2 separate regions of the Mus musculus genome follow, and region 2 is linked to region 1. A link is a loop called in an ENCODE intact Hi-C map of the cell type or tissue named here. Cell type or tissue: gastrocnemius. All regions are shown on one strand. Each heading gives the region's core, and the rest is flanking DNA. Links, peaks and the distances in the headings are about the cores only.

Evidence for each region. Peaks named below come from ENCODE experiments on the same cell type or tissue, not always from the same donor. Only the 100,000 strongest peaks of a DNase experiment are listed, where the experiment ranks them.
Region 2: it touches region 1 in a loop (2.2-fold over the local background); 12 of 42 quality-filtered maps call a loop at or near these places.

Annotation. Positions count from the first base shown.
Region 1 is chr7:89,416,542-89,421,488 of GRCm38, forward strand. No RefSeq gene overlaps it. Among named protein-coding and RNA genes, the nearest start is that of AI314278, 7.3 kb to the right of the region's middle. In gastrocnemius, for the core only: a CTCF peak has its summit at 2,654 (motif pointing left); no DNase peak of the experiment used is centred there; H3K4me3 peaks cover 339 bases; H3K27ac peaks cover 1,384 bases.
Region 2 is chr7:89,336,840-89,341,786 of GRCm38, forward strand. It overlaps Tmem135 (transmembrane protein 135), which reads right to left and starts at 1,948. Exons shown (of 15, transcript NM_028343.5): 1 at 1,609-1,948. The coding sequence starts at 1,749. In gastrocnemius, for the core only: no CTCF peak of the experiment used is centred there; a DNase peak (open chromatin) is centred at 1,955; H3K4me3 peaks cover 1,579 bases; H3K27ac peaks cover 1,688 bases.

The sequences.
Region 1 (4,947 bases), core at 1,112-3,611:
TTGAACTCTGGAGCTTTCCTGTGCCATCCGGAATGGTCTGCATCCATTCACTCACTAGATTAGGCCCCCTGCAGCCTCTGAGCACCCAACAGTGTTTCTCTACATACTTCTGCAGCCTAGAGTTGCACCTGTCTGAGAACACAGGTTTCTAGTATGCTTATAGAGGAAGAAAGAGGCAAAAAGGGAGCAAAATGAGAAAAGGAGAGGGGAGGAGCAAGTAAGAAAGGCAGGGGCTTGGGAACTTGAGTGACATGAGGTTCACAAAAGAAAATCACGGGTAACAAGAGCCACCAGGATGACAGGACTCTCTCGGGAGATGCTAGCACACTAGCCTTCAAGAACATTCTCTAGCCTCAAAATGGGTTACAGGATAAAGACCTACCACACAGTGTTACTAACTCTAGGTTTCTGTTCCTTGCCATTTCTTCTTTGCCCTAACAAATATTTGCAGAGTGTCTGATGCATATTCAACACGGGAGTAGGCCAGAAATGGAGAAGGGAGGTGATTCAAAACCAAACCAAACCATGAGAGATAAACTCTAACTTTGAGTCCCCAAGCGCAGTTGAATGAACAGAAAAGAAACTTAGCTTATGTTAGTAGGCTTTAAACCTGGAAAAAATCACTGCTTTGGAATGCTGAGTGAGTGCCCACCATGGGCCAGCCACTGTCCTGGCAAGGTGCTGTGAGGAACATATATCTTCCTTGACCCCACCCTCAAATTGGTGCAAGGAGTTTACTGTACCCATGATGTTATTTCTTCTTGACACCAGCCTCCAAACTGCTTCAGCTTAGATAAGAGAATGGCTTTTGGGTATTCAGCAGCATGTAACCCTTTCTTGGCCGCTCTTATCTCGCCATTCAATTTTTTTTCTCACACAACTTTGAAGAGAGAAGGGAAAGGGAAGGGTGAGTGTAACAGACATGGTGACCCTTAGAAGCCTGGCTCTGTTCCTCTTAATGACCCTCTAAATTGTGCATGTAAAGCATGAAAGCTAAAAACTAACCCGCCTCGATGTGCCATCAGAGACGTTGAATAATTAGATTCTGATAAGTACCTCCAGTTGGACATCTTTTCCAAATACATGTTGATTTATAACGTCTGTGCCTGGTAGGGAATTTCTATAGGTGACTCTGCCTGGTATCTTTGGAAGTTGCTTCTGTCAATACTGTCATGCCACAATTCTAGAACCCCAGTTAGATTGTTCTACAGATGTTTAAGGGGTACACGCCCATCTGCCTGCCTTCACCCAAGCTAAAATGATAAATGTGTGAATAAACTTGACCCTGTGTTGCCTGGAGGGAGGTACCGGGCACCAAGTCTTTTCAGCATAACTGGAGTCTGAGATTCTCAGAGTGGGAGGGAAGGGCAAATGAGGCCAAGTTGTGAAAGGGCCTGGAGGTTGGCTTTGGGGAGTCAGTGGAAAGCAAGCAAAGTCTATGTTGGTGGCCTTCTGGGCTTTGCTGTTGCTGCTGTGTAGACTGTGGGCTGGAAAACAGTCAAGGCAGAGCTTGGATTAAAAAAACTGTGAAGGCAGAAAGGTAGGTGCTGAGGGACACAGAGGGCAGTGATCAGCAGTTTTCACATAAGATGCAATCTTGTCCTTTGCAACCCTGTCCAGTGAACTAAGACTTTACTTCTAAAATGTACTCCTCTGTCTCATTAGATACGGTACACTCAAAATGGCCAACTAGAGATTAATAGCATGCAAGGTCACAGGGGTCGAATCACTGACTCACAGTGTATGGGGGCATGAGTTTCGCTGCGCTATGAGACTCCCCTGTGCGGCCGAGGGTCTGTGGCACACCATGTTGGTAGAAGGCACAGATTCCTTAGGGTAGAAGAAAATGTTTATTCATTTATGGAGTGCTCAGGGACCCACCAGCAACTCAGGACTCGGGAGTTTCCTGCCAGACTTATTTCCTGGAATAGTTGACACAATTTCCTATTAAAGCCTTCATTTAATGCAGCCTTAGTCCCAGTCATCGCCTATCTTGATTTTCTTGCTTAACAGTTTCTTCACCAGCTGCTGCTATCAGTAAAAGCTGGGGTGCTTGACAGATCCTCTGAAATATTTATCCCTCTTTCCCTTCCTTTGAAATCAGAATTCTGGATTCCATTTTCCATAATGAATGAGAGTCCCATTTTCTAGGCTCTCTTGTTTTTGTAAGCCCCCCGTCCCCCAACAGCAGATCTTCCTTTTGGGTTTACATCAGCATTTAGCTAACTTCCTGAACACTTCACTCATTTCCTGAGCCTATTCCAAGGAAGGGAAAACATCCTACTTCAGAAATAAATGCAAATAATCGCAGAGATTATTTCTATTAAATAAATAGTGTAAATGCAATGGAATTTCCTGCAAAATGTCAATTTACCATGGATATTTCAACAAAAAGCTATCGGCCACAGCCTCCCTAGTAGGTCTCATTGTATTTGTGGGTAGTCGGAGGAATTAGAACCAGTTTGTCAGTCAAAGATGTTTCTGAAGAGGTAGGTTACACACAGCTGCAATGTTTCCTCTTGTGGAATTGAAAAAACAAAAAAACTAAGAAACCCGAACACTGGAAAATTGTTATCATTAGGTCAGTAATTATGAAGTGCTTTTGTTTTTGTTTTGTTTTAAAATAGGAGTCTTCTGACACCTACTGGTTATGCAAGGTAGAACAATTTTAGGGCAGAAACAGGCATTTTGTTTGTTTGCTTATGACTTTTCTTGGAAGAAAACCCACTCCTTGAGAGCACTTCTGAGTACCCCTAAGGCCCAAGAATGCAGAAGGAAGGTGAGAGCAAACATTTTCCTAATGCATTTCCTGTCATGCAAAATGATGCTTCCTCCTCAGAGCCAGACTGGCTGTAGGTTAAGAGTGGATGAGAACTGTGAAGCTCTTAGGAGATGCTGTGAGAGAGAGAACAGTCTGAGAAGGCCTCTTCCTGCTCAGATGTCTGCTAGTGGAAGGGAGGAGTCCCTCACTACTGGAGACAGCTCATGGGCATCTTCAAGACACATTTAAGGCCTGAGCAGCACCTGCCATTTTGAACTGCTTTACATGGGAAGTGTCTGATGTTTTGAGAAAATGGATGATTGGGATCTCAAAGGATCTCATGCATTCACCTACAGTCCTCCCACACCTGATAGAGGACTATCCAGGGCAGGTAGCTATCTGATGACCTCCTGTGCCGTGGCCATGAAAGGATCTACGATGCATCACAAGAGGTAACATTCTTTGGTTTTTCGAGACAGGGTTTCTTTGTATCACCCTGGCTGTCCTGGAACTTACTTTGTAGACCAAGCTGGCCTCGAACTCAGAAATCGGCCTGCCTCTGCCTCCCAAGTTATGGGATTAAAGTTGTGTGCCATCGTGCCCAGCAAGAGGTAACATTCTTCCTAAAAGTTCAACGTCGTGGTGTGATGTGCACAGTCTGAAGTCTGGCTGTTCGTCTGTCTCCCAGATTTCCCATGCCTTCTTCCTGTGACCCAACCAGCTCCAACTCCTCTCAGCTCTGCACACACAAACACACACACACACACGCACACACGCACACACAGTTTCACTTTTTTCAGCTGTATGGACTTATCATTTATTATCATTCAGAAGACCTCCATCCCTTCATATCTTTTCGATTCGTTCTTCAGGTTTCTGTGTTCTGTCCTAGGAACCTTTCCAAGGTCAGAGAACATTGATGACGCCCACCTTTGCATTGCCTCCCAGAGTCCGTCCAATTACTTTATACTGTTTCTGTGTGTTTGCCTCCTAGGTTGTTCCCATAGACAAGAACCTTCCATCGGCTGACACTCTGGCTTGTCTGAAAGCTCCATAAATTTTCACTGATGCCCAAGCAGCAGCTATTTGTAGCAGGAGATTGTTCCACTTGGTACAATGTTTAAGTAGAAACAAACTATTGCGGGGTGACAACTTCCGATGATAGGGTGGGAAGTCTGATATCTAGGTCTTCTGAAACATTTATAACAATTTATTATCCCAAATGACCTCAGCCTTCACCCCCTGAGGACTAAGCTCTAAGTTTCTATCTAGTTTTAATATGGCCATTCTATAGGTATAGAACTCACCATCAAACACAGGTTCATAAAGATCTGGAGTCATTTCAAGACTTCTTGAATTGCTTACAAAGCTTTCCCATGCACGTGGCCATTATTTCTGGTGAGATGTCTATATCTTTCATAAACAAGATCTGTGATGTTGGAAGACTAAATACCAGTGGTAAAGCACCTGAAGTAGACACCTACACTTGATCTTCAGTGGATCTTTGGGAGTTATCCTCCTCTTTCACGCTGCAAGAGGGAGGCTCAGAGTCTAGCAAATTTCATTCCACTGTCCTTTGTTAGAGCATACCTTCAGGTCTCCATGTATGCTTTTTAAAAAGATTTTTATTTTAAGAGGATTTTTGCCGTGAGTTATTTGTTCTGCAGTACTCATCCTCAGGTTCTCAGTGTAAAGATAAGGGTGTGGTCTGAACTTTTTAAAAAACATTTATTTTTACTTTATATTGTATGGGTGTTTTGCCTCTGTGTGTGTGTGTGTGTGTGTGTGTGTGTGTGTGTGTGTGGTGCATGTAGTGCCTGCAGAGGCCAGAAGAGGGCGTCAGATCTCCTAACTGCAGTTAAGGGTGGTTGTTAGTCACCACATTAGTACTGAGACTCCAACTTGGGTCCTCTGAAAAAGCAGCCAGTGCTCTTGACCACACAGATTTTGTCAGTTACCCCTTTACTGGAAATATTAGTATTGCCTAATAAAACAATGGGAGTATGCTTGGAAAGTCACATACAGAGCCCACAAGTCCCACTCAGGCGACACACACTGGATATCGGAAAAACTGCATGCAAAACTGGTCACTGAAGTAGCCTGCCACTGTAGTCAAGGCCTACGCACTGCTTGGATGTGTCTCCTCTTTGGCAGTAGGTACCATTTACTAAGTCACTGTAACTGGC
Region 2 (4,947 bases), core at 1,003-3,502, 80 kb before region 1:
TATGTGTCGAATGAATGAACGAATGATGCTATAGATTTCAGGAGAAATTAAATTATAAACACTTCAACTAGTTCCTAATCCTTGAGGTTAAGAGTAATTTTTGAACAAATTACCTGGAATAGTTCTGCTTGCCTTTGTTTTGTGAGGGGTAGGAGATGGAGGAACAAGACAAGGATTCAGAACACAGGACCTTGAACATGCCACTAAGTTAAGTCCCCAGACTAGAAGAGTCTTCTTGTACGGCTGTTTAAGAGTCCAATGTATTTATAAGTGTTTACAGAAATCTGGGGCAGAGTTCAACAGCAGGACTCTTATCTTGAAAGTACAAGACAACAGGTTAGAATCCCAGCAACACCAAAATAATAATAACATAGTAACAAATATAAAACAATGGCTGGCCAGCATTCATATAGAAAAGCCAGTAACAACAGTCTTTAGGGAATGTATGTATATAGATACAGATAAACGTCTATATTGGTCAATGCTCTAGATCTTCACTTAACAAGGCTGGTATTCCCCAGTGTCTACACTACGTTAGATTTTATCAGAAATGTACTCTCTAGCCCCCACCAAGACCTACTGAATCAGAAATCCCATTCTAACATGATCCCTGGGGTTTCCTTAAAATACATTAAAGTGGGGAAGCACCAGTTTACATCATGAAAAGGGAACTTGGCTTCTGCAACCTCTCAGGGAGTCACTGTCTTTTCCTGTGTTCTGTCTATAATTACAAATTAGACTTCTCCATTAAGTTACAAACATAATCATACTGTCAAAGATGTCATCAGCCCAAATTACTACCTCAATGAGAAATAAGAATGGATCACTCATTGAGTATTGAACGAACTTTTAGGAAACATACAAAACATACAAAAATGATGTCTACCTTCTCAGCATACAGACAAATGGGAAAATGACAATGAACTTCAGTAGCCAAATAGCACATCTTCAGTGCCAGGATGTGGGAATTTTCTCCCACACAGTGGCACTCACTAGGAGAAGATATCTTTATCAGTTCTCGATGTTACTGGTAGGTTTCCAGATACTCTCTCTAAGCTTCCCTACTTGTAAATCTGTATAAGAAAATGACCTCAGCAACACGCCACTAAAACACCTTCAACGAAATCACCGCACAAAATCTCAAACCAGGAATCTACTCTGGGAACTTACGAAAGAACAAACCGTCAAGTGGCATCTCTGTCATCTCAAACAAGGACAAAATCTGTGACTAAGCAGGCTTGGGGTGGGGGTGGGGGGGTGTACAGAACACCCTTTTTCATATGAAAATGGGGCCGGAGAGTGGTAAAGTGGGCTGAGGGGACACTGTGTGCATGCATTGACTAAATATATACACAGCTCCAACATCTCTCCATCACAGAGTCTCTGAATCCAGGTTCTCAGAGCGATCAAGTGTAAGGCACTTGACCCTACCTGTCCAGAGCACATCCCCATCCTAGCAACAGGTGTCCAGTGACAGTTCACCATCGGGGTCCCCTCCCCCTCCTTCCGCCTAGGACTCCCCCCAGGCCTCTCACCACCCCTAAAGCTGACCTAGAAGCAACGAGCCCCGGGAGGCCCTGCACCTGCACCAGCGCCAGCCCTGCTCACCAGGTACAGGGGTGCGTAGATCCTGAGGGACTCCTCCAGGGCGCCCCAAGTGATCTGCAGGAAGGAGACCCTGCAGGAGGGGTGCCAAGTGTGGCCGATCTCGTAGCAGTTATGAGGGATGGACTTGCTGAGGGCCGCCATGACGAGTGGCGGTGGCAGCTGCGCGTGGTCAGGGGAACGCAGGGTTCGGCAGGGGCGGCAGACACGCAAGGGCGAGGCGGGCGCCGCGCGGGCCTCGGCGTGCGGGGTGCGAAAAGGTCACGGGAGCAGGTTACTCAAGGCCGGAGTCCTCGGATGTTGGCCGTCCGCGTATGGCAGCGCGAGGGGGCGGGGCGCGCACGACGGAGGCGGGGAGGGGAGGCGCATGCGCGCTCCCGCGGATGGGCGGGCTCCGGACGGGCAAAGGAAGCGAGCACCTTCACCCTCCGAATAGGAGCACGACTCAGAGAAGCACAACCGGGAGCGTGATGGTGGATCCCGCCTGGGTCGGGCTATATAGCTCAGCCCTTGTCCTGTCAAAGCCTGGCCAAAAAGAGCAGAGGGTAGTGGAACAAAAGGATTCTGTGTCTTTGCTGGGAGATGGAGGCACTTGCACCACTGTTGTCCCTCGTCCCATTGGTTCACCTAAGACTATCTGCGGTTGCAACACAACCTTCAACATTCTTGCTACTTGCTCAACCTCCTAAGCTCTATTGTGCCTGTGAAGTCTTGAAAATACTAATTTAGATGTGTTTAAATGCATGCTATATGGAAAGAGACAGTAGAGAGACCTGCCAGCCCCTAATGGAGTCCTAGCAACAGAATCCTTCACAAGTGCTTATCACCCAAGCAACATACAGAGCAGAGGCAGCTGCAGTGCAATAGAACTCCTGCCTGGCTAGAGAGCTTAATCTAAAACTGATTGCCATGACAATCCACCTGCCATATAGCCCTTGTGTATAATAACCTGCTTTCTTTGGACTTGTAAATTCTGTACTTTTTAAAGCAGAAAGGCTTTACCTTTAGATCATTCTCTCATATTTATTCAGTTCCTTCTACAATATTTACTAAACTAATATGATTTTCCAGCCCCTGTTTGAAACCCTGGACAGACAGATGTGGAAAAGCTGTGTTTCTGCTGCCAAGAAACTAATGTTCTAGAAGTGAGAAAAGTAACAGATAAGACAGGTGTAAACTATCTGCAAGATGCCTAGCTGTATACATTTTATGTATGTTAAATACCCTGCTAGCTATCACCTGTTTGCTGTGCTGCTTATAAAATGACCACTTCACTAACATGACATCCACACACTAGCCAAAAGGGCCAGAGAAAGGAGAGGGAAGAAAAACTTCTCAGGCTGTGCCTGGCAGCACACATCTGTAATCCTAGCACTTGGAAGGCTAAACAGACAGGTCTGGAGTTCAAGGCCAGGCTGAGCTATGCATTGAATTTGAGACCAGCCTAGGACTCTATCAAAAGACCTTAGCTTTTTCAAAAAGTAAAAAAAAAAAAAAAAAAAAAAAAAAAAAAAAAAAAAAAAAAAAGATAGAAACTTTTAGGTAAGCCTATGCAAATCTGTCAGCTAACATTTCAGCTTGGGCAAATGGCAGCTAAAGGCTGATAGTTATATCACTGCACAAAATGGCAAAACAGATACTAGAGACACTAATAGCATCAGCCATAGTCGCCTCTGGCTACTCAAACATCTGGACACATCATTCTTCCCCACAGATGAATGTACTTCCCATGAGAGACAACTGAAAGTGCCCAATGGTATGACATCCCTTTTGAAGTTCAAGATCTCCCTGAAGATCTGCTGTCCATTTTGTCACCCCACTCAACATGCCCAATATAGAATCAAAAATGGGAACAAAATAATCACTGTGTTTAAAAAGCTCTCCAGCTCAGAAAGGACATGGATCAGAAACACACAGTGTAAGCTTGTGCCAGCAATCACACGAATTACAACTCAAGCTTACCTTACTAACATCAAGAATCTATTCCTGAAAGCCTGAGGGTCTACAAGAAACAATGTTAAAAACGTTTTAGGTGAAAGACAAAGTGCATTATACACAAGCCTCCCTTCTTTGATTATTTGAAGTAAAATATTAAATATAAATAAGAGACCATCATATGGTGATCCTCAGCACTTTATTTTCTTTTTATTGAAAATGGTTTTTCATACAGCATATTCTGAACGTGGTTTTCCCTCCTTCGTGTCCTCTAAGATCTTCCCCACTACCCCATCCATCCAACTCCATGCTTTCTTCCCCCCCACCCAACCCCCCACCCCATCTCTTTGGAAACAAAAAAGGTAAATTTTAAAAATAAACAGTCAGACAATGTAAACAAGCAAAGAAAAAGCACAAACACACACACACACACACCATTACACATAAAATGGGTAGAGAAATAAATAAGGAAAAGACAAGTGAGGTTTTAAAAAAATGCACAAAGTTTTGTGAGGCACTACATCTCCAAAAAGACCATTAAGTGTGCTTCATGGTGACTATCTACTGCCGCACATGGGACCTCCCTTAAGGGTGATTTGTATACCCAGTAAGAATCCATGGAGAAAACTATTTATTTCTTCTTAATGAGCGGTTGTCAATTGGAGATAGCTTTTGGATTAAGGATGAGGGCTTTCGTGTCCAGTTCCCCTCTCACCACCAGGACCCCATCTGGCTTAAACTTGTGCAGGCAGGTCCTGTGCATAACGACTGCAGTCTCTGTGGGTTCACACAGACATCAGTCCTGCTGTGTCTGGAAGGCATTGATTTCTTGGTGTGCTCTATCTCTTCTGGCTTTTACAATCTTTCTGCCTCCTCTTCTGCATAACTCCCTGAGCCCTCAGCGGAAGAGTTTGATAACAGCATCCCAATTGTGACTGTTTCAAGGTCTCTCACTCTCTACATATCATTCAGTTGTGGGTCTCTGTATTCATTCTCATCTGCTGCAGGAGGAAGCTTCTCTGATGGTGACTGCATGGTACTTTTTAAAACACCAAGTTAGAGTTGGGATATGGCTCAGTAGTTTAACACTTGCCTAACAGGCTGGATGACCTAGATTTAATTCCCAGCAACACAAACACACACACACACACACACATCACCCCATAGTATGAGTGGTAACAATTAGTTACTTCTGAATATAATAGATCATAGAGTTTGCACAGCTTATACAAAAACAGTGTTTGCCAAGTGGTATAGAAATTGTATACCAAGAGATAAAAATATTTTAAAATTACAATTAAAATGAGCAATTTCTTTTTATTAACTAACCATCAAATGGAGTCTTAGAGTTCAAAGGAACTTGAGAACACGATTATTGTCACTGATGCCAAAGCTAGTGGTGCTGAT